Regions from separate parts of the Homo sapiens genome. Here region 1 is linked to region 2. Evidence: chromatin loops called from intact Hi-C (ENCODE). Cell type or tissue: mammary epithelial cell. All regions are shown on one strand. Each heading gives the region's core, and the rest is flanking DNA. Links, peaks and the distances in the headings are about the cores only. Region 1 has its middle 7.2 kb from the start of CYP3A4. Region 2 overlaps CYP3A7-CYP3A51P (CYP3A7-CYP3A51P readthrough).

Region 1 (11,535 bases), core at 2,667-7,666, 61 kb after region 2:
GATGTTTAAGCTGTGCTTGTTCGCTTCCTTCTCTCTTTATTCTTTCTCACATTCAGCCCTCCTGCAGAAACTGATACTCACCCCAGAAAGACACCTTTTCCCATCCCTCTGGCCCCTAAGCCTCCAGGGCTGCTCGGCACCTGGCCTGAGTGGGTGAACATCATGCCAGATTCCTTGTCAGATTCAAGGCCAAGTGGGTGAATGTCATGTGCAGTGTTGTGCCAGGTGTGTGCCGGGAGCCACATGTTCCTTGGGGACAGCCTAGTGAAGCAGGAGACAAATAAACATGCTTGGATGGTGGTATGCATGTGCTGTAACTCTGGAATCCCTGGGATAAAAGAGCCGTACAGAGAGGCACCTAAGGAAAGAAGTGACAGCAAGCATCAAACCAAAAAGGACAAACATGGGAAGGTGGTGACAATCCCCAAGAGAGGTAGGATAAAAGTCCAGGGAATTTAGATACATTTCTGTCTCCTTTCAGTGGCTTTGCTGAGCACATTAAGTAGGGGCCATGCTACTATCCCCAGTTTACAGATGTAGAAACTGAGGCTCAGTGACTGCAAGTAGCTTCCCAACTGCTACTGATCACAATAAAACTTTATAAAAAGCTAACAGGAAGGGAGATATTAGGTCCTCTCCTGCTCTGGTGCACCTGCCATTCCCTGCTACGCATCACTATGGGAAATAGTGAGACTCAAGGCTGCAACCACAAATTGGTTGGGATTTGTGTTCCTGTCTCAAGGGTTACTCCCAGCGGCACCACCATGGGTCTTCTAGAACAAAGGACTCCATCTCATCTCAGCAGGGAGAAAGAAAGATGCAGTTTCTGACCATATCAGTGGCATTGCTGGAGGATCTCCCTCTCTATGTTCCCACACTGAGAGATGCACAGAACACATTCAGAGAAGTAAAGATTCCAGTGTCATCTGATAACTATCAACAACTTCATTACCTCACCTAAACCGAGAGCCTTTCTTATATTTTTTTTAAACAAAACTCTTACAGAAACAAATATGTTTTCTTCTTGCCTCTAAAACACATACTTGGTAAGATGATTTTTATTCTAAGATGAGGATTTACCTGCCCTACAAACTTTAGGAGGTGGTCTGATTGGTTTGAATCTATACCAACAGTGAGAGACTAATCATCGCTTGGGACTTAAATGCAGCCAGCACTGTGTCCTAACTAATGCAGTTGGTGTTGTTCTGCAAAGGAAAATAATTGAAGGCAAGTTCTGCCACTTAATTCCACAGAAGGTAACATCTTCTAACATGTAGGGACTTGACTACTGAGAGCTGCACTGACTGTGTCAAGGAAGATACATCCAACCACCACATGCCTCTCCCCTGCTCATTTCCTGTATTAAAGCCTTCATCATGTTTTTTAAAGCTGTGCTCTCAGTACTGTGCTCTTAGTACTATGCTTCCAACCAAAGTTGGTCTTGGTCAACTTTGTACCCTAAGCACATAGAGCAGAGACAAATAAGCAGATAATTATAGTACAGCTAAGGAAAAATAATCATACAAGTATGAGAAACATAATGTCCTTATCAACAATGAAAGACTTATCTTCTTTCTCGTTCTAGTTTCATTGGATCAAAGTTCAATCTCAACATTCAGAGAAGCATTAGGCTCAGATATCAGCATCAGTGGACAGGCTGTCCAGGGACTCAACGTTGTAAAGAACACCATCACTCTGATATTTTCATCCTTTTATACTGGTAGCCCAAGTGGTACCTCTCTTCTGGGAAGCTTATCCTGACTTCCAGTAGCCAAGTGAATTGCTGATGGTATGCGGAGGCAACATTGCTCTGGAATTACATGTGTATTCGATTCAAATTTCACAAGTCATGATCTTGAGGATGTAAACCAAAAAAAAAAAAGAAGAAGAAGATTATCTCTCTGTAACTCAGCTGTCAAGTCCCCATTCTTCTCAGTAGGGGAAAACTTGATTTTGCATGTTGGGGTGACCACGTGGTATCTAAGTTTTGCTCTTATTTATTTTTAAAATTGTTTTGAGGCAGGGTGTCACTCTGTTGCCCAGGCTAGAGTTCAGTGCTGTGATTATAGCTTACTGTTGTTTCCACCTCCTGGGCTCAAGTGATCCTCCCACCTCAGCCTCCTTAGTAGCTGGGACTACAGGCATGCAACAACGCCCAGCTAATTTTTAGTACAGATGGGACCTAGCTATGTTGCCCAGGCTGATCTCAAACTCCTGGCCTCAAGTGATCCTCCTGCTGCTGTCTCCTGAAGTTCTGGGATTTCAGATGGGAGCCACCACACCTGGCCTTTAAGTTTTAGTGGCTGGAGGAGGGGATTAGCTAATGCTTTTGGGCCTCATGCTTGGGGGTGGTGTTGAGGAGAGTGACAGGTGCATGGTTATGCTCTCTTGGCACTGGAGGAGGTAGGTGTCTCACTTTCATGACTTTCATGCCACTGTATGTTGGTTAGCCTGTATGCCTGCTGTGTTCAGGGCATGTGGCAAGCACTAAATATTAAAGAATCAAAATCCTTGCCCTTATGAAGCTAGCACTCATATAGGAGAAAGAGACACCAAACAGCCACACAAATAATACTGAATTACAAATTGGGATAAATGCTATGAAGTAAAAGAACCCTTTACTTAAGCTCCCAGTGGTATCAGACACAGTTGATCCTTCTTTCTTCCCTAAACTCTATCTCCCTTTGAGAGACATGAATACAACAGCATCAACAAGACTTGACAGATGGGAAGTGTGAGACCTTGGATATTCCTGGGCCTGTTTCCTCATCTGTCCATGGGGGAAACTGACCAGAATTGGCCTGTGAAGACCAAGGTTCTCCTTGTCCCAATCAGAAGACCCCTGCAGGACTGCCTGCCTCTCAGCCTCTGTGTCCCTCTAGGATTTTTGAAGACATTCCCTGTTCTCTATTCTCCTCTTATAGATCACTTAGGGTCCACCAGGTCTTCCAGCCCAATCAAGGACCAACAGCTCCTGTGGGCGGGAGGAAGAGCAAAGGTGGGATAGGATGGAACTGGGAGAAGATAACCACCCATTTAGGCCCTGAACTTTAAATTCTGGATTGGTTTCTTAACTGAGATTGCAGAGAAAAGGTTTCACACATGCTCACACCCACTCACACACAGCTCTTACTCCAGGAAATGATAGTGAATACGTGTCATGCTAAGTACTTCCCCTGCATTAACTGATTCAATCTGTCCAACAATCATGTGGTATTGATACTGTTATGATCCCTATTTTACAGATGAGCAAACTAAGCCACAGGAAGGTTAACTGACCCATTAAAGTTTACATCACTAATTGCTTTAGCAGAGCCAGGATTCAAATTTAGATCCTCTAGCTTGAGAGCCCAGGGTCATAATCTGTTAACACAGGCCCAACCTTGCCCAAGGCCACACAGAGTTAGTGAGGAACTAGCAGTGCAGCCCAGGCCTTCTGAATGGGTAGTGGCCAGAGTTCTGCCCCTACTCTGGGACAAAGTGAGGTCCCCTAGCAAACTCGTCAGTGAGGGCTGGGGTGAAGCAATGTCCTTCCTTCTCTCTGCCTGCCCTTGTCCTGAAGTATAAGCACTTCTGTAGACTTTATGACAAAAAAGAACAGGAGCTCTCTCTCTCCTGCCGCCTTGTGAAGAAGGTGCCTTCTTCCCCTTTGCCTCCTGCTATGACTGAGAGTTTCCCGAGGCCTCCCCAGCCATATGGAACTGTGAGTCAATTAAACCTCTTTTCTTTATAAATTAATAAAAAGAAGAAGAGGAGGAGGACTCAATCATAACTGTTGGCTTTCTACTCCATTCTAGAGTGTCTATTTCTTGATAAAGTAACCACTAACATCTCCATGGCACTTCACAGTTTATACAGTTCTTTCCCAACTCTCTTAACATCAGCAAGAAAACTTTGTAAGATGAGTAGTGTTAGGATGATTTAACTCATACTTTATAGACATGGGAACAGACAGCTGGAAAGAGACTTGCAGAAGTGACTATGCCATGAAGCCAAGGCATGGAGCAGGATGCTGTGATTACAAATTGTGCCGGTAGCATTCTTGCTGGGATTCCAAGGAGGCTCCTAAAATAACTTGGCAGGTTGTGTCAGCCACACATGTGATAAATATTTCTCTCTACACCTCCCAGCACACTGCCAGTGTAGTTATAAAATGCTACAGAGCTGGTTGTGACCACGAAAACGACATGTGCATCCTACACTTTACTAAATTGTGTATTCAGTGAACTCATGGTTTCAGCAGAAAGGCAAATGTTGCAAATAATTCTGACATGTCACAATCAGAATCATTTGTGTTTCCAGGAAAGCAAAAAGTAAAAGGTGATGAAACCAACAGGTAAAAGAGAAATCAGAGAATGTGAGGCAAATTTCAGAAGAGCACGTGGAAGGGAATTAATGAAACAGGAAATTAGTGAAGGAAATGAAGATCATCATGAGATGTGTTACAAAACGTCAGCACAACCTACACCATTTCTCATACTCCTTATTTCAGTAACCCCCTAACTTGTTTTGCCTGACCCTGGGCAGGACTTATCCAGGGAATTCCCTACTCAGCCACCAGAAAGCGTCTTGAAAAACATAGATCTTGAAACATGTTTCTTTCCTTGTCTTCAGTCCCTCCAACTGCTCCTATCACCCACAGGATAAAATCTAAGTATCTCTAGGAAGTAACACAAGACCCTTTCTGATCTGGCCACTGTTAGCTTCTTCATTCGGTCTCAGTCCACTTTTCCAAGTGTGCATGATGTTTTAAGCAAATGGTGTGACTGGACACTCCTCAGGCTCTACAAAAATGACATATCCGTGTCTCCTTGTGTCCACACAAGCTGTTCTTCAGCATAGAGTGGGTCCAACCCAGCTTCCATCTGGTGCATTCCTAACCATCCTTCAGGAGTCAGCCAGGGCATCATCTCCCCAACAAGCCTCTTCCATGACCTCAGCAGGCAGGTGCTGGAGAGGGTCCCACTGGTGCTTTCTCACAGTTCCAACAGCTGAACACACAGTGGCTGTCATCCTGGGATGCTCACAGCATTCACATGCATGGGGAGCTTCTAAAAACCACAGGTTCACTGGGTGTGGTGGCTCATGCTTGTAATCTCAACACTTTGGGAGGCCAAGCCGGGCAGATCATGAGATCAGGAGTTCGAGACCAGCTTGGCCAATATTGTGAAACCCCATCTGTACTAAAAATACAAAAATTAGCAGGGTGTGTCGGTGGGTGCCTGTAATCCCAGCTACTCAGGAGGCTGAGGCAGGAGAATTGCTTGAATCTGGGAGGTGGAGGTTGCAGTGAGCCAAGATCGGGCCATTGCACTCCAACTCCAGCCTGGGTGACAGAGTGAGACTCCGACTCAAGAAACAAACAAACAAACAAAACCCCCACAGGTTCCTGGGCCTACCAGAAATGAGAAGGGCTTGCCCAGGGGCCTAACAATGAGGAGGCAGGGACCATTGAGGGCCATCTGGAGAGAATCCAAAGTGTCCCATCAATCCAGAGACATGAAAAAAAGGCATCATGCCCAACTCATTCCATGAGGGCCATAACCACATGATCCAAATCAGAAAAAAATCAGGACTGCAAAGGAAGATGGCATGCCAGTCTCATTGATGAGCATCAGTGCAAAAATCCTAAACAAAACAGTAGCAAGCCACAGACAGCAATGATCAAAGATGACACACCATGACCAAGTTGAATTTAAACCTGAGACTCAAGAATGGTTAACAGAGAAATAGTATAAATACCAATGATATCGTCAACAGGTTAAAGGAGAATGGTTATAAGATCATCTCAATGGTTTTAGGAAAAGGCTTTGATAGTTCAATAACAATATATTAATAATATATGATAATAATATTCAACTTTCATTTATGATATAAAAACCTTCAACAACTAATAGCAGGGAATTTTCTTAATCTGATGAAAGCATCTACCAAAAAAAACTTAGAGAAAACATTATTCTTAGTAGTATAAAAGCATTATGCTCTTATACCTTCTTAGTGTTTACCATGTGCACATATTACCTTTTCAAAACTAGTAACATTTTTTTTAAACAAAAAAAATCCTATCAATTAACTTACTTTTTTCTGTAATTGAAAAGAATATGATAGCTTGTTCTTGTCAGAAGTTCAGCTTGTGATTCACCTGGGGTCAACACAGGACAAGGTTTAATAATCACTGAAATAATTAAACTTTGTAATGCCTCATGAGGCTGCTTGAACCGACATGATTTCAAGGGCACCGAGAGGCTGGAGGAAAGCAGAGGGTCAGCAAGTTCATTCAGCTGAGATCATCTCAGTTTACAAACTGGGCTTTATGACCTTTAATTGGGACATGAGTTTCTTTGATAATCAAATGAAAGGAATGAACCATCTCTCTAGAATAAACCAGCAACCAGCATTTTTGCATGAAGTTCCAAGGGGACCCCAGAGAGACATGTTACTAGGAAGCTTGCCAAACCCAGTGACTTTCCAGGGGACCTGCCCACCCAAGTGCAGCCCACGCCTGACACCCAGCCCTCAATGCCCTATTCTGATCGGTTACATGGTTATCTCCAGGACCATGGGGCCCTCTCTATCAGTGTGAATGGGTTCTCCACTGTGCCCTGTGCTATGACACAACACAGGGCAACAGAACCATAAGGGAAGGTGTGAACAAGACCTTTGCAGACAGAGCCATACTGAAACCCTAGGTAGGGTACTTCACCACACGGAGGGAACTGGAGAGACACCAGGAGTTCTGGGAAGGCAGAGATAAGGGGATCTGGAACTACCTGGGGTGAAGTCTTCCTAAAGGAGTGACTGTTTGCATTATCATAGAGAAGTGTTTGGACAGAAGAAGGGAAAGTGAGAAGCATTTCAGGCTGTGAGAATGGTCCAGCTTTTTTTAGTAATAAAAAAATAGAAAACGTAGAAATTACTTTTAACTCTGTGTATTGAATACGCAAGAAATGGCATCCCAATCCTTTTCTTTACTATTATTTTTGTTATTTAGACAGTCTTGCTGCATTGCCCAGGCTGGAGTACAATGGCACAATCATGGCTCACCGCCACCGCAGCCTCCCAGGCTCAAGCAATTCTCCTGCCTCAGCCTCCTGAGTAGCTGGGACAACAGGCATGCATCACCATGCCTGGCTAATTTTTTGATGTTTTGTAGACATGAAGTCTGGTATTGAACTGACTTGCCTAGGATGGTCTTGAACTTCTGGCTTCAAATGATCCTCCTGTCTCAGCCTTGCAAAGCACTGGGATTACAGGCATGAACCACTGAGCCCAGCCACTTTATTATGAACAAGGTTGAATATTTCTGTATTTTTGACAGCTGCATTTCTTCTTTGATAAAATGTTCATGTCCTTTGCCCTTGTGATACCTGTTGGAGTTGCTTTGTTTTTCATGTCAAGCTATAATAAATATAATTTAACTGGCAAAGAGAGAAAGGCCCAGCTTAACCCTTATTATCATTGTTGAGTCATTTTTTGGTTGCAAGGTACAGTGTCTGTATCGAGGCAGTTTCAATTACTGCTAATAAAGAAGCCATCTGGCCAGGAATCATGCCAGCATGTGGATATTATACTTTTAGGGCAAAGGTTCTGCCCTCCACCGGTCAGCAAGAGGCTTAAGGCTGGCCGGGGACCCCAGATAACATCACCGGGCTTGGCAGGCACCACAGTGACCTGTTCCATGCCTGCTAGTGTATATTTCTGAGGTTTAAAATATGTATAGGGATGAAATTCACATAACATAAAATTAACCATTTTTTTATGATTATCCAATCTCAGGACTGAAAATTAACCATTTTAAGGTGAAAAAAATCAGTGGAATTCAGTACATTCTGTGTTCTGCAATCACTACCTCTATCTAGTTGCAAAATGTTCCCATCATTCCAAAATAAAGCCTGTACCAGTTGAGCAGTTTCTCCCCACTCTCCCCTCTCCCCAGACCCTGGCATCCACCATTGCACATTCTGTCTCTGTGGGCTTCCCTCTTCTGGATATTTTGTATGATGCAATATATGGACTTTCGTTTCTGGCCTTCACTTCATAGTAAAGTGAGGCTATCCATTCTGTAGCATGTGTTCATCCATTTTTTTTGCGGTTCATCCATTCTGTAGCATGCGTCAGTACTTCATTCCATTTATGGCCGAATAATATTCCATTGTATGGATAGACCACAATTTATTTATCCATCCATCGATGGACATGTGGGCTATTAGCACCTTTTGGCCCTTGTGAATTGGACTGTTAGAAATATGTGAGTCCGTGTATTTTAGTAACTGTTTTTAATCCTCTCAGATCTATAACTTAGAGGGGAATTGCTGGGTCACATTGAAATTCTGTTGAACTTTTTGAGGAAACTCCAAGCTGTTTTCCATAGCAGCAGCACCGTATTACATTCTCACCAGCAATGGGTGAGAATTCCAATTTCTCCATGTTCTTGTCAACACTTGTTATCTTCCTTCAAAAAAAAAATAGCCATCTGAGTGGGTGTGAAGTGGTAATTTTTCTGGGATTTTGAATTTGTGCAACCACAAACAATTAGGAACCTGTGAGAAGATGCCAGAGACAGAGGAGGACAAGAAAAAGGTGTGGCTGGGAACCTGACGCAGGTGGTCCCTGGGCTTTCTATTTTTGTTTGTTTGTTTGTGTTTGTTTTTGTTTTTGAAATGGAATCTTGCTCTGTTGCCCAGGCTGGAGTGCACTGGCACAATCTCGGCTCACTGCAACTGCTGCCTCCTGGGCTCAAGCAATTCTTGTGCCTCAGCCTCCCAAGTAGCTGGGATTAGAGGCATGCACCACCACGCCCAGCTAATTTTTTGTATTTTTAGTAGAGATGGGGTTTTGCCATGTTGCCCAGGCTGGTCTTGAACTCCTGAGCTCAGGTGATCTGCCTGCCTCGGCCTCCCAAAGTGCTGGGATTACAGGCAGGAGCCACCGTGCCCAGCCAGGCTCCTGGGCTTTCTATGGACTCCAGAGACATCTCGTTCTGTAGAGAGAAGACAGTGAGTAGGGATCCTTGGAATATGACTGACGTGCAGGCCCTGTCTGAGTTATTTAAACTTCCTCAGCCTCAGTTGCCTAATCTACAAAATGGGTGTTAATAATTCTGTCTTTCCCTCCCAAAGGAGCTCAGAGGAGACCAGACCCTGGCCTGTGATCTGCAGTGGGCTTGGGACCTAGATCTGCAAGTCTGGCTGGTGTTGGCTTTGACTAGAGAGAACGGGGAATATTACCAAGCCTAGTACCTGACTCTTGGCAGTCCTTCCATAAACGTTTGCTCAATATGAAAACAGTTAGTTCAGTAGTTGCCGAGAGACAGGACAAGAGTTATAGAGTAACCCGACATTACATAACGTATTTTCTTTTTATCAAGAAGGGGAGACATGAGTTCAAGTTTTACTGAACAAATAATTGAAAGGTTGGGCGCTTGCTAAGCAGGGTCTCTGAGCCACAGAGTGACCTACGGAAGGGAGCATTGGAGAAGGCAGGAATTGGAAGGTGGGAAACAGCCAGATCAGACCAGACATGTGATTAGGAGGAAATGAAAGGACAACTGGAACATATTGTCAGAATGAAGTCATCACAGTAGTCCAGACCCCTCCAAATCTGTTGTTTACTCACGTGACCGTGGGCAAAATCCTTTTACTCTCATTCCCTATCTAGCCATTAGAACCACATGTTCTTGATGCCCAGGATTCTATGAGCTAAGTTCAAAGCTTCCAAGGTTGCAGACCACGAGACAGAGATAAAATGCAGGCATGGTGGCTGAGATCAGCAGCCAGCTAAAATATGTTGCAGTTTAAATAATACCAGCAGTGATGACACATATCTAATATTTTCCTACCATCTTACTGGCATAATCCTTGTTGAATATTAAACAATTAACTCAACTTTGCACATGAACTTCAGGAAGTTCAGATTCTAACGACTACTGCAGACAGGTTGAGAATATGAGTAGGCTTACCCCAAAACACATTATTAGGGTCAATTCCAGTGCCTGCCATTGAAAGTCAAGGTTTCTTTGACAGGTTTAATTCTCTCAGAATATGTATCAAAGTAGAACCTGAAAGACAGCTACTTACATGCCCAGAAATTATTATTATTATTAATTATACTTTAAGTTCTGGGGTACATGTGCAGAACGTGCAGTTTTATTACATAGGTGTATATGTGCCATGGTGGTTTGCTGCACCCATCAACCCGTCACCTACATTAGGTATTTCTGCTAATGCTATCCCTCCCGTAGGCCCCCACTCCCCGACATGCCCCAGTGTGTGACGTTCCCCTCCCTGTGTCCATGTGTTCTCATTGTTTAACTCCCACTTATGAGTGACAACATGCAGTGTTTGGTTTTCTGTTATTGTGCTAGTTTGCTGAGAATGATGGTTTCCAGCTTCATCCATGTCTCTGCAAAGGACATGAACTCATCCTTTTTTATGGCTGCATAGTATTCCACAGTGTATATGTGCCACATTTTCTTTATTCAGTCTATCATTGATGGGCTTTTGGATTGGTTCCAGGTCATTGCTATTGTAAATAGTGTTACAATAAACATAAGTGTGCATGTGTCTTTATAGTAGAATGATTTATAATCCTATGGGTATACACCCAGTAATGGGATTGCTGGGTCAAATGGTATCTCTAGTTCTAAATCCGTGAGGAATTGCCACACAGTCTTCCACAATGGTGGAAGCCACCTCTTCCCCGAGGGGCTCTGTCCCAGGGAGATGGGGGTTTCATCTATAAGTCCCTGACTGGGGCTGCTGCCTTTTTTTCAGAGATATCCTTCCCAGAGAGGAGAAATCCAGAGAGGCAGTCTGGCCACAGTGGCCTTACTGAGCTGTGGTGAGCTCCACCCAGTTCAAACTTCCCAGCAGCTTTGTTTACACCGCGAAGGTAAAACCACCTACTCAAGCCTCAGCAATGGAAGATGCCCCCCCACAGCACCCAACCAAGTTCGAGGGTCCCAGGTCAATCTCAGACTGCTGCTGTGCTGGCAGCAAGAATTTCAAGCCAAGTGAATCTTTGTTTGCTGGGCTCCATGGGGGTGGGGCCCACCGAGCCAGACCACTTGGATCCCTGGTTTCAGCCCCCTTTCCAGGGGAGTGAACGGTTCTGTCTCACTGGCGTTCCAGGTGCCAATGGGGTATGGAAAAAAAAAAAAAAAAACTCCTGCAGCTAGTTCGGTGTCTGCCCAAATGGCTGCCCAGTTTTGTGCTTGAAACCCAGGGCCCTGGTGGCATAGGCACCGGAGGGAATCTCCTGGTCTGCGGGTTGCAAAGACCATGGGAAAAGTGCAGTATCTGGGCCAGAGTGCACAGTTCCTCAGGCTCAGTCCCTTATGGCTTTCCTTGGGTAGGGGAGAAAATTCCACGACCCCTTGTGCTTCCCAGGTGAGGCGACGCCCCACCCTGCTTTGGCTCACCCTCCGTGGGCTGCACCCTCTTGTCCAACCAGTCCCAATGAGATGAACCAGGTACCTCAGTTGGAAATGCAGAAATCACCTGCCTTCTCTGTCGATCTCACTGGGAGCTGCAGAAC
Region 2 (11,535 bases), core at 5,887-10,886:
AAAGTTAATAATAAAACAGAATGAAAAATTCCACACTTACATAGAAAGTTTAAAAAAAAGAAACAGCAGAGCATGGTTTCCCAATCTGTTTCTCTATATTTCTCAACCCTTCTTTCAAAAGCATGTTAAATCCAAAGTTGAAATGAAAGAGTTTTGGCTTTTAATTGAAAGTGAATCGATGTGGGAAGGAGATGATGCCATGCATTTATGAGCACATATTCGAAGGGTCTGAGACAATGCATGTGATAAAAGGGCATCAAGGGAAGAAAAAAAGAAGAGGGGAATAGGCAGACACTGGACAGAACGTGATGCTGGGAGTCCCTGGGCCACCAAAGCTTGGAGAAAAGTGGTAACCACAATGGTCTCAGCCTAGTTTAGACCGAAGACCTCAACACCTGGTGACATATGGGATCCTTGGTAGGACAAATCTCAAAAAGTTGTTTTACAATAGCGAGTGTGAACATTGTGAGAACCAAAATTATGACACGTGTGTGTGTGTGTGTCAGTGTGTCTGTGTGCCTATGTGTGTGATTAAAAACCTTGACAAATAAATCAAAGAAGGCTATGATGAGTGGATTCTCATGCTTGTGTGCCTGATAACAAAACTATCACAAAATACTTGGCAAAACCACCAGCTTGCAGAAAGCCCAACCCAACCTTACACAAAAATATTTCTGCAAGGACACCTGCCCAGCAACTGCCTGTCCAACCTTGGTGTGGCATCACCCTTGTTACTGATCTTTGTAGTGAAGGAGAACTATTTCAAAATCCACATGAAGTCCTCCTCATATTTTCTGTGGAACATCTTTGTCTTCCTTTACCTCCCTGAATTTGCACATAGCTTATAATGGCACACAGTTTCCCATTCTAATACTCTTCTCCCAAATACATATCTTCTTCTTTCAGAAAACCTCTCTGTTTGTAGTTAGGCTGGCAAGAGCTTCATCGCAAGAGGCTCTGGGCTGAGACTATCCTCTGTGCAGTGGGGTAAACTCATCATAGAAACAAGTCTATCCAATGGAATCTTCCAGAATACTCACCCCCAGACTTTTCTATACTTTTTATAACATTCCATGTCAAACGTCCAATAGCCCTGGGAGGAGAAACAAAATAATATTTCATTATTATTTTAAGTGTACTTAACCCTGCCTCTAATTGGGGTTGAAAACAGTCAAATCCAATGAAATTAGACTTGCTGGCAGTTAGAGGAAGCTTATTTAGAGATGTCATAAGAGAAAGGAAACAAAATAGAGGAGGTATTTGAAATGGGAAATTTAAAATCACTCTTGAATTTTCTTTAAGTGTTGTCGATACTGAATGTCTTATCCTTGTGTATAAATACTAAGTAACTCCTTGTCTTTCTGATGTCTCTTTGCTTTTTCATGTGTTGTCTCTAAAATCTCATAAATCCTTGAATGATCACCTCTAGGGGCATGTGGAGAAACTGAGGCTGAGGGAATGTGAGTGAGCGCCAGAAGGGAACGTGCAGTCTTTTTTCTCTTTGTTCTTCATCCTTTTCATTTATTTCATGAGCTCACTCTAGAATTCTAGCAGAATTAGAAAGTTACAGACACCAGGGACCTCTTTTAGCCTAGCAGATTTAGATAAGTGTGAGGCATGTTTGTTGAGTGAGAAAATGAGTGAGTGACAGAATGACAAAGTGGACTCGCTTTCCAGTTTTCCAGCTTAACATGAAAGTTCTGAGAAAATGTCACCTCTACACATCGGAGACAGAAAATTATGACACTTGCTCCGAGTTTGCACTGAAACTTAAAAAAAAACCTTCCTGTTTCTACATTTCAGGGGTGAAGTTTTAACTATGGAAAAGAAGGTCCGAGGAATGTGTATCTTGGGGGTACATCTACTAAAGATTTGACATGGGAAAGTGGTGGGTTTCAGGCCTCTTAGCCCAAGCCTGCATGGGTACATCCAGATGGCCTGAGGCAACCAAAAACTACAAATAGGTGAAACAGCCAGCTCCTGTCTTAACTGATTGACCAACCTTACAACGTTCCATTATGACTTGTTACTGCCCTGCCCCAACTGATCGATTGATCGACCTCGTGACATTCTTCTTCTGGACAATGAGTCTTATGATCTCCCTACCATGCACCTTGTGACCCCCTCCTCTGCTGACAATAGATAACTTCCTTTAACTGCAACTTTCCACTGCTTACCCCAGTCCTATAAAACTGACCCACCCCTATCTCCCTTTGCAGACTCCTTTTCGGACTCAGTCAGCCTGCACCCAGGTGATTAAAAAGCTTTATTGCTCACACAAAGACTGTTTGGTGGTCTCTTCACATGGACGCAAATGACATTTGGTGCCAAAGACCTGGGACAGGGGGACTCCTTCGGGAGTCCCATCCCCTGTCCTCGCCCTCACTCCATGGGGAGATCCACCTCTTGGGTCCTCAGACCAGCCAGCCCAAGGTCATCTCACCAATTTTAAATCGGGTAAGCGGCCTCTTTTTATTCTCTTCTCCAACCTCTCTTGCTATCCCTCCACCCTTCAATCTCTCCCTTCCTTAATTTCAGTTTCTTTCCCTTTCTGGTAGAGACGGAGGAGATACGTTTTATCCATGAACTCAAAACTCTGGTGCCAGTCATGGACTCGGGAACAGTCTTCCCTTGGTGTCTAAATCACTGCCAGGACACCTGCCTGGTTATTCACCCACATTTCAGAGGTATCTGATCACTGTGGGGATGCCTGCCTTGATCATTCACCTTGGCACAAGTACCACCTCCCCTGGGTCACAAGTATCACCTTCCCTGGGTGGCAAGTACCACCTTCCCTGGGTGGCAAGCACCACCTTCCCTGGGTGGCAAGTACCATCTCCCCTCTCTCCATGTCTCTACCTTCTCTTTTCTCTGGGCTTGCCCCCTTCACTATGGGCAACCTTCCAGCCTCCACTCCCTCTTCTTCTCCCTTAGCCTGTGTTCTTCAAAACCTAAAACCCCCTTTGACTAACACCTGACCTAAAACCTAAATGCCTTATTTTCTTCTGCAATACCGCTTGGCCTCAATACAAACTGGACAATGGTTCCAAATAGCCAGAAAATGACACTTTTGATTTCTCGATCTTATAAGACCTGGATGATTTTTGTTGAAAAATGGGCAAATGGTCTGAGGTGCCTGACATCCAGGCATTCTTTTATACATCAGTCTCTCCCTAGTCTCTGCTCCCAGTGTGACTCATCCCAAATCTTTCTTCTTTCTCTCCTGTCTCTTTCTTCAGTCTCCACCCTAAGCTCTGAGTCCTTTGAATCCTCCTTTTCTATGAACCCATCTGACCTCTCCCCTCCCCACCAGGCTGCTCCTCACCAGGCCAAGCCAGGTCCCAATTCTTCCTCATCCTCTGCTCCCCCACCCTATAATAGAAGTATCACCTCCCCTCCTCACACCCACTCCACCTTACAGTTTCATTCCGAGACTAGCCCTCCTCCACCTGCCCAACAATTTTCTCTTAGTCAGGTGGCTGGAGCTGAAGGCATAGTCAAGGTACATGTGCCTTTTTCTCTATCGACCTCTCCCAGATCAGTCAGCGTTTAGGCTCTTTTTCATCAGACCCCACTAAATATATACAGGAATTCCAATATTTAACTCAGTCCTGCGATTTAACCTGGAGTGACTGAAATGTCATCCTGACCTCCCCCCTCTCCCCAGATGAGCAGGAAAGAGTTGATACCCTAGCCCAATCTCACACTGACACCCACCAGTGCCATGAGCCAGACCTTCAAGAAGGCATCAGGGCAGTTCCCCAAGAGCATCCCCATTGGCAGTACAAGATGGACTCCCCAGGTATAGCTAGGTGAGATTACATGGTCTCCTGCCTAGTCAAGGGGTTCAAAAAAGCAGCATACAAGGCTGTTAATTATGACAAGCTAAAGGAAACTACCCAAGGTAAAGATGAAAACCCAGCCCAGTTCATGGCCCACTTAGCACCTACCATTAGATGCTTCACAGCCCTGGACCCAGAGGGGCCAGAAGGCCGCCTTATCCTTAATATGCATTTTATGACCCAATCCTCTCCTGACATTAGAAAAAATCTCCAAAAATTGGATTCCAGGCCTCAAACCCCACAACAGGACTTAAATAGCCTCACCTTCAAGGTGTATCATAATAGAGAAGAGGCGGCCAAGTGACAATGCATCTCTGAATTATAGCTACTTGCCTCCAGTGTAAGACAACCCAAGACCATGTCTCCAGCATACAAAACCTTCAGAACATCCAAGCCACAGCTCCCAGGGGCTCCTTCAAAACCTCCTCATGGACCTTGCTTCAAATGCCAAAAGCCTGGCCACTGGGCCTCAGAAGGCCCACAGCCTGGGATTCCTCCTAAGCCGTGCCCTGTCTGTGTGGGCTCCAATTAGAGGTTGGACTGTCTGACTCACATCGCCACTGCTCCTAAAGTTCCTGGAGCTCAAACCCAATGTTTCTTGGCTGACTCCTTCCCAGATCTCCTTGGCTTAGTGGCTGAAGACTGATGCTACCCGATCACCTCGGAAGCCCCCCGGAGAATCACGGATGCCAAACTTCAGGTAACTCTTACAGCAGAGGGTAAGTCCATCCCCTGTGTAATCGATAGGGGGGATACCCACTCCACACTACCTTCTTTTCAAGGGCCTGCTTCCCTTGCCCCCATAACTGTTGTGGGTATTGACGGCCAGGTTTCTAAACCTCTTAAAACTCCCCAACTTTGGTGCCAAATTGGGCAACATTCTTTTATGCACTCCTTTTTAGTTATCCCCACCTGCCAGTTCCCTTATTAGGCTGAGATATTTTAACCAAATTATCTGCTTCTCTGACTATTCCTGGACTACAGCTACATCTCATTGCCATCCTTCTTCCCAACCCAAAGCCTCCTTCGTGTCTTCCTCTTGTATCCCCCCACCTTAACCCACAGGTATGGGACACCTCTACTCCCTCCCTGGCAACTGATCACATGCCCATTACTATCCCATTAAAGCCTAATCACCCTTACCCAGCTTAACGCCAGTATCCCATCCCACAAGAGGCTTTAAGGAGATTGAAGCCTGTTATCACTCACCTGCTACAGCATGGGCTTCTAAAGCCTACAAACTCTCCTTATAATTCCCCCATCTTACCTGTCTAAAAACCAGACAAGTCTTACAGGTTTGTTCAGGATCTGCGCCTTATCAACAAAATTGTTTTCCTATCCACCCTGTGGTGCCCAACCCGTACACTCTTTTGTTCTCAATATCTCCCTCCACAACTCACTATTCCATTCTTGATCTTAAAGATGCTTTTTTCACTATTCCCCTGCACCACACATCCCAGCCTCTCTTTGCTTTTACCTAAACTGACCCTGACACCCATCAGTCCCAGCAGCTTACCTGGGCTGTACTGCCACAAGGCTTCTGGGACAGCCCTCATTACTTCAGCCAAGCTCTCTCTCATGATTTACTTTCTTCCCATCCCTCTGCTTCCCACATTATTCAATATATTGATGACCTTCTACTCTGTAGTCCCTCCTTTGAGTCTTTTCAACAAGATACCCTCCTGCTCCTTCAACATTTACTCTCCAAAGGATATCGGGTATCCCCCTCCAAAGCTCAAATTTCTTCTCCATCCGTTACGTACCTCAGCATAATTCTTCATGAAAACACATGGGGTCTCCCTGCTGATCATGTCTGGCTGATCTCTGAAACCCCAACCCCTTCTACAAAACAACTCCTTTCCTTCCTGGGCATGGTTGGATACTTTTGCCTTTGGATACCTGGTTTTGCCATCCTAACAAAACCATTATATAAACTCACAAAGGGAAACCTAGCTGACCCCATAAGTCCTAAATCCTTTCCTCACTCCTCTTTCCATTCCTTGAAGACAGCTCTAGAGGCTGTTCCCATACTAGCTCTTCCTGACTCATCCCAACTCTTTTCATTACACACAGCCAAAGTGCAGGGCTGTGCAGCTGGAATTCTTACACAAGGACTGGGACCGTGCTCTGTAGCCTTTTTGTCCAAACAACTTGACCTTACTGTTTTAGGCTGGTCATCATGTCTCTGTGCAGTGGCTGCCACCACCCTAATACTTTTAGAAGCCCTCAAAATCACAAACTATGCTCAACTCACTCCATACAGTTCTCATAACTTCCAAAATATATTTCCTTCCTCACACCTGATGCATATACTTTCTGTTCCCCAGCTCCTTTAGCAATACCCACTCTCTGTTGAGTCTCCCACAATTACCATTGTACCTGGCCTGGGCTTCAGTCTGGCCTCCCACATTATTCCTGATACCACACCTTATCCCCATGACTGTATCTCTCTGATCCATCTGACATTCACTCTATTTCCCCATATTTCCTTCTTTCCTGTTTTTCACCTGAATCACAGTTAGTTTATTGATGGCAGTTCCACCAGGCCTAATCACCACTCACCAGCAAAGGCAGGCTGTGCTATATTATCTTCCACATCTATCATTGAGGCTACTGCTCTGCCCCCCTCCACTATCTCTCAGCAAGCCAAACTCATTGCCTTAACTTGGGGCCTCACTCTTGCAAAGGGACTACACATCAATATTTATACTGACTCTAAATGCTGTCCATATCCTGCACCACCATGCTGTAATATGGGCTGAAAGAAGTTTCTTCACTATGCAAGTGTCCTCCATCATTAATGCCTCTTTAATAAAAATTCTTCTCAAGGCCACTTTACTTCCAAAAAAAGCTGGAGTCATTCACTGCAAAGGCCATCAAAGGGCCTCAGACCCCATTGCTCAAGGCAACAATTATGCTGATAAGACAGCTAAAGAAGCAACCAGTATTCCTACTTCTGTCCCTCATGGCCAGTTTTTCTCCTTCTCATCAGTCACTCCTATTTACTCTCCCACTGAAGTTTCCATCTATCAATCCCTCCCCACTCAAGGAAGATGGTTCTTAGACCAAGAAAAATATCTCCTTCCAGTCTCACAGGCCCATTCTATTCTGTTGTCATTTCATGACCTCTTCCATGTAGGTTACAAGCAACTAGCCCCCTCCTAGAACTTCTCATTTCCCTTAAGACATTTGCCCTGTATTTCACTCCATTCTTGGCTACCTTCCCCTTGTTCTTCAGACTCTCCTCCCATTCCCCCTTCTTGTTTACTTATACCGAACCCCATGAATAGCAATGAAAGTTTGGTTGTAGACACTATGCTCTTTCTCATACCCAGTTGCCCCATCAATCCCCATTATGACCACTAAGGGCTGATGCCCTCACTAAATCCCTAAGAGTCTGGGTGCAAGACACCTCTTTTGGCACTCCCTCTCATCTTTTCACTTTGCATTTCCAGTTTTGCCTCACACAAGGCCTCTGCTTCCTCTGTGGCTCCACCACGTACATATGTCTATCTGCTAATTGGACAGGTACATGTACACTAGTATTTCTTATTCCCAAATTGAAAAAATTCAATTTGCAAATGGGACTGAACAACTTCCTGTCCCCCTCATGACACCAACCAGACAAAAATGAGTTATTCCTCTAATCCCTCTACTTGTAGGGTTAGGACTTTCTGCTTCCACTATTGCCCTTGGAGCTGGAATAGCAGGTATTTCAACTTCTGTCACAACTTTCTGTAGCCTTTCTAATGACTTTTCTGCTAGCATTACAGATACATCACAAACTTTATCAGTCCTTCAGACCCAGGTTGACTTCTTAGCCCTAGTCGTCCTCCAACATCGCTGAGGCCTTGACCTACTCACTGCTGAAAAAGGAGTACTCTATATTTTTAAATGAAGAATGTTGTTTTTATCTAAACCAATCTGGCCTGGTATATGACAATATAAAAAAGCTTAAAGATAAAGACCAAAAACTCACCAGCCAGGCAAATACTTATTTTGGACCCACCTGGACACTTTCTAACTGGGTGTCTTAGCTCCTCCCTATTCTTAGTCCTCTGGTACCTGTTTTTCTCCTTCTGTTATTCGGGACTTGTGTCTTCAATTGGTTTCTCAATTAATATAAAAACACATTCAGACTATCACCAATTATTCTATACAACAAATATTACTTTTAACAAGTCCATGGTACCATCCTCTGCCCCAAGATCTCCCCACAGCCTAAATTCCTATTCCTTGTAACTCATTATAAAATTTTCTTTAAGGTGTCCACATGGCCCATAATCCCGCTTGAAGCAGCCCTGAGAAACATCATCCATTATCTCTCCATACCACCCCCCAAAAATTTTTGCTGCCCCAACACTTTGCCACTATTTTGTTTTATTTTTCTTAATATAAAAAGACAGGAATGTCAGGCCTCTGAGCCCAAGCCTGCACGTGTACATCCAGATGGCCTGAGGCAACTGAAAACTGCAAAAGAAATGAAACAGCCAGCTCCTGTCTTAACTGATTGAGCAATCTTACGACATTCCATTATGACTTGTTCCTGCCCTGTCCCAACTGATTGATCAATCAACCTGGTGACATTCTTCTCTGCACAATGAGTCTTATGATCTCCCCACCATGCACCTTGTGGCCCCCTCCACTGCTGACAATGGATAACCACCTTTAACTGTAACTTTCCACTGCTTACCCCACTCCTATAAAACTGCCCCACCCCTATCTCCCCTTGCTGACTCCTTTTTCAGACTCAGTTGGCCTGCACCCAAGTGATTAAAAACATTTATTGCTCACACAAAGCCTGTTTGGTGGTCTCCTCACACGGACGCATGTGAAAGTAGGGAAATTATTGCTTTTGCAGAGGGAAAAAATATGAAATTCCTGGGCAGTAATTAGACAACAAAGCCCTCACTTAGGAGAACTAGAATCTGAGAAACAAGCCTCAGGTATGCAGGTCAGATTGTCTAAGCCAGAGAGCTGACTCCTGCTGCTGCTGGCCCTGTGGAAATAAGCTCATAATTTTCCATCCAGGGACCAGGCCCTGAACACAGCATCAGATAAGGTTAGGCACAAAGGCTCGACCAAAGTCCCCAGTCCATGAGGCACATATGACATTCTATTTAGTGAAATTAAATATTCAATAATTTTGTCAAATCATCCCCTTTCTAGTGATTTTGCATGTGATTCTGCCTTTGTGTAAAAAATAAACCCATGAATTCATATTGTGCTTAAATATCTGAGGTTAATAGACAACCACTATCTCATCTCAGTTACATCCACTCCCTGCTCAGACTCACCCACAAGACGCAGCCTTCAAAGGAAAAGAAGTAAAGCAGAACACTTTTGTTCTGTGTCTCAAAGTGGCAACAGATGTCATGGGGAGTAAGACCTGGGTTAAAGCCATGGAAATTCCCCAACAAAATTTGGCATTTTTTGAAGAGGCTTCAAGCAGGTGCAAATGACCCAATGGTAAATACTTGATCTCCCTAATAAACTGAGTTTCCAAGCTGTGCAGGAGGAAGGGAAAAAAGCCTATTCATGAGCTCTTGCTACAGAGAGGAAAGTTTTACTCTCATGTCCACAGATAACAAGCCACAATCAGGGGCTCCTGTTCCTACTTTTAATACTAACTAAGTATGGCTGTACCTTCCTGGGAACCTGCCTGGAGCAAAAAGGAAATGCTCTTTATGGTGCTCACAAAGTCTGCACATCAAGTTGTGAACATCAGATTGCTGGATCTACTTGACATTTGGGCTGTCCAACTGAGGCAAACTTGAGGTTCCTGAGAGTTAGCAAGAGAGCCCCAGGGTAAACTTTGCCACGCTCTGGGTGATGCCTACACGCTATTTCTGAAAGTATAAAATCTCAGACCTTCCTCTTGAGGAGAAGCATTTTTACTGATGGAACTAAGTTGCTCTTTGCAATCATAAGAAGCAAAAGAGGAAGCTCAAAAACACTCACCTTACGGAAGGACAAAGCATTTCCCAAAAAAGGCAGAGGTGTGGGCCCTGGAATTCCAAGCTTCTTAAAAAGTCCATGTGTACGGGTTCCATATCTACAAAGTGAAACAAAAATCAGGTCTCAGGGATTGTGACTTTATAGATATAGGGGCTGGTGAGTCACTGACTGAGGAACTGGAATGATCAGGCAAAGGAGGTAACATTAAGGCAATAAAAAATAACAGTAACTCTGACGGCAATGATTATATTTGTTCATCAGGTCCTTTCATGCTTCCACCATGAGACACCAAAAAGTTACAATGATTAGCTAAAAGCAGCTGAAGTCTTCATGGCCCCAGTCTGGGATGAATATTTGATAAATGTTCTCAAATGTGAATGATCCTGAGAGGTTCAGGAACGAATTCTTCCAGGCACTTCATTCCCTCATGTCTTTTTAGTAAGTGGACTCTTCCCTGATTTTGGGATTCTCATCCTAGGTAGAAAGAGTGACAATTTTTCTTTTGTCTTCTGCAGTGATGATGAGATTTTGCATCACTGCATCCACTCAGTCACAGGGGGTCACTGAGAGCCTATGGTGACCCTGTCTTTAGAATTTGCTCAGAGGCTTTTAAGCTTTCCCTTCACTCTAAGCTCTGACCCTGTTTTAGGATCTGGCCCTTCTTAAACTGTCATTCACAGAGAGGTCTTGGAGGAGTCACAGAGTCCTTATTTCTACAGATTGACAACTGTGCTCCAGGCTTCCATTGGCCTCGTAGAAGTGCGAGCACCTTTTAGCTACACCTCAGTCTCTGTGGTCAGAGGATCTGATTGATTTGAGCTATTGGGGAGGATGATTGACTCATATTTTCCTGAATGACACTGTGCAGAAGAATCACAACTAAGAACAAGGACATTCCTCCTCTTGTGGAATCTAGCCTTCCAACTGGTGATATCCACCTGATAAGCACAGTGCCAGTGATATGATCTGAATCTGTGCCCCTACCCAAATCTCATGTTGAAATGTAATCCCCAATTCTGGAAGTGGGGCCTGATAGATGGTGGTTGTATCTTAGAGGCAGTTTCTCATGGTTTCACACCATCCCCCTTGGGTGCTGTCCTCTTGACAATGAGTTTTTATGAGATCTGGTGGTTTATAAGTGTGTGGCACCTCCTCCCCACCCTCTCTTGCTTCTGCTCCAGTCATGTAAGATCTGCCTGCTTCTTTTTCACCTTCTGCCATGATTGTAAATTTCCTGAGGGCACCCTAGCGGCAGAAGTCGCTATGCTTCCTGTAGAGCCTGCAGAACCATGAGCCAATTAAATCTCTTTCCTTTCTAAATTACCCACCCTGAGATTTTTTTTTATAGCAATGGAAGAAAAGACTAATACAGCCAGACATGCTCATTTTTTTTCAAGGTGATCAATTACAAAGCAGTCAGTTTATTGCGTCTGCACATCAACTGTCTCTGTAGGAAAACCCATCAAGGCTGCTGCTCCCTATAGCAGGCCTGCTTGCAACCCATCTTTGATGGGCCATGTATGGACTTCCCCAACTGGGGATTCTGGATATCTGAAGACCTTCCCAGTTTGAGGTTACTGAGGGGTGGAAGACTGGATGAAGCAGAAAAGTTGATGGAAGAGGTAGCCAGCCATCAATTCAACCATGAATCTGCTAGTCCCACAAGCTTGGCCCCAGACAGGCAAATTAGGAAAATGTGGTTCAAAAGTACGGTGTGTATAAATGGATCCATATG

Evidence for each region. A loop is a pair of places that touch in the nucleus more often than their neighbours do. Peaks named below come from ENCODE experiments on the same cell type or tissue, not always from the same donor. Only the 100,000 strongest peaks of a DNase experiment are listed, where the experiment ranks them.
Region 1: a loop joins it to region 2, with 2.6 times the contacts of the local background. A loop is called at or near these places in 4 of 110 quality-filtered maps.

Annotation. Positions count from the first base shown.
Region 1 is chr7:99,785,628-99,797,162 of GRCh38, forward strand. No RefSeq gene overlaps it. Among named protein-coding and RNA genes, the nearest start is that of CYP3A4, 7.2 kb to the left of the region's middle. RefSeq lists promoters at 1-11,073, 1-400, enhancers at 4,239-4,522, 4,581-6,379, 6,262-6,276, 7,381-9,010, 9,011-9,936 and a cis regulatory region at 5,813-5,833. In mammary epithelial cell, for the core only: no CTCF peak of the experiment used is centred there; a DNase peak (open chromatin) is centred at 5,624.
Region 2 is chr7:99,721,256-99,732,790 of GRCh38, forward strand. CYP3A7-CYP3A51P (CYP3A7-CYP3A51P readthrough) reads right to left here. Exons shown (of 15, transcript NM_001256497.3): 2 at 9,804-9,897; 3 at 1,041-1,093. CYP3A7 (cytochrome P450 family 3 subfamily A member 7) reads right to left here. Exons shown (of 13, transcript NM_000765.5): 2 at 9,804-9,897; 3 at 1,041-1,093. It also overlaps a transcript of ZSCAN25 not described here. Among named protein-coding and RNA genes, the nearest start is that of CYP3A7, 8.2 kb to the right of the region's middle. In mammary epithelial cell, for the core only: no CTCF peak of the experiment used is centred there; a DNase peak (open chromatin) is centred at 8,336; H3K27ac peaks cover 997 bases.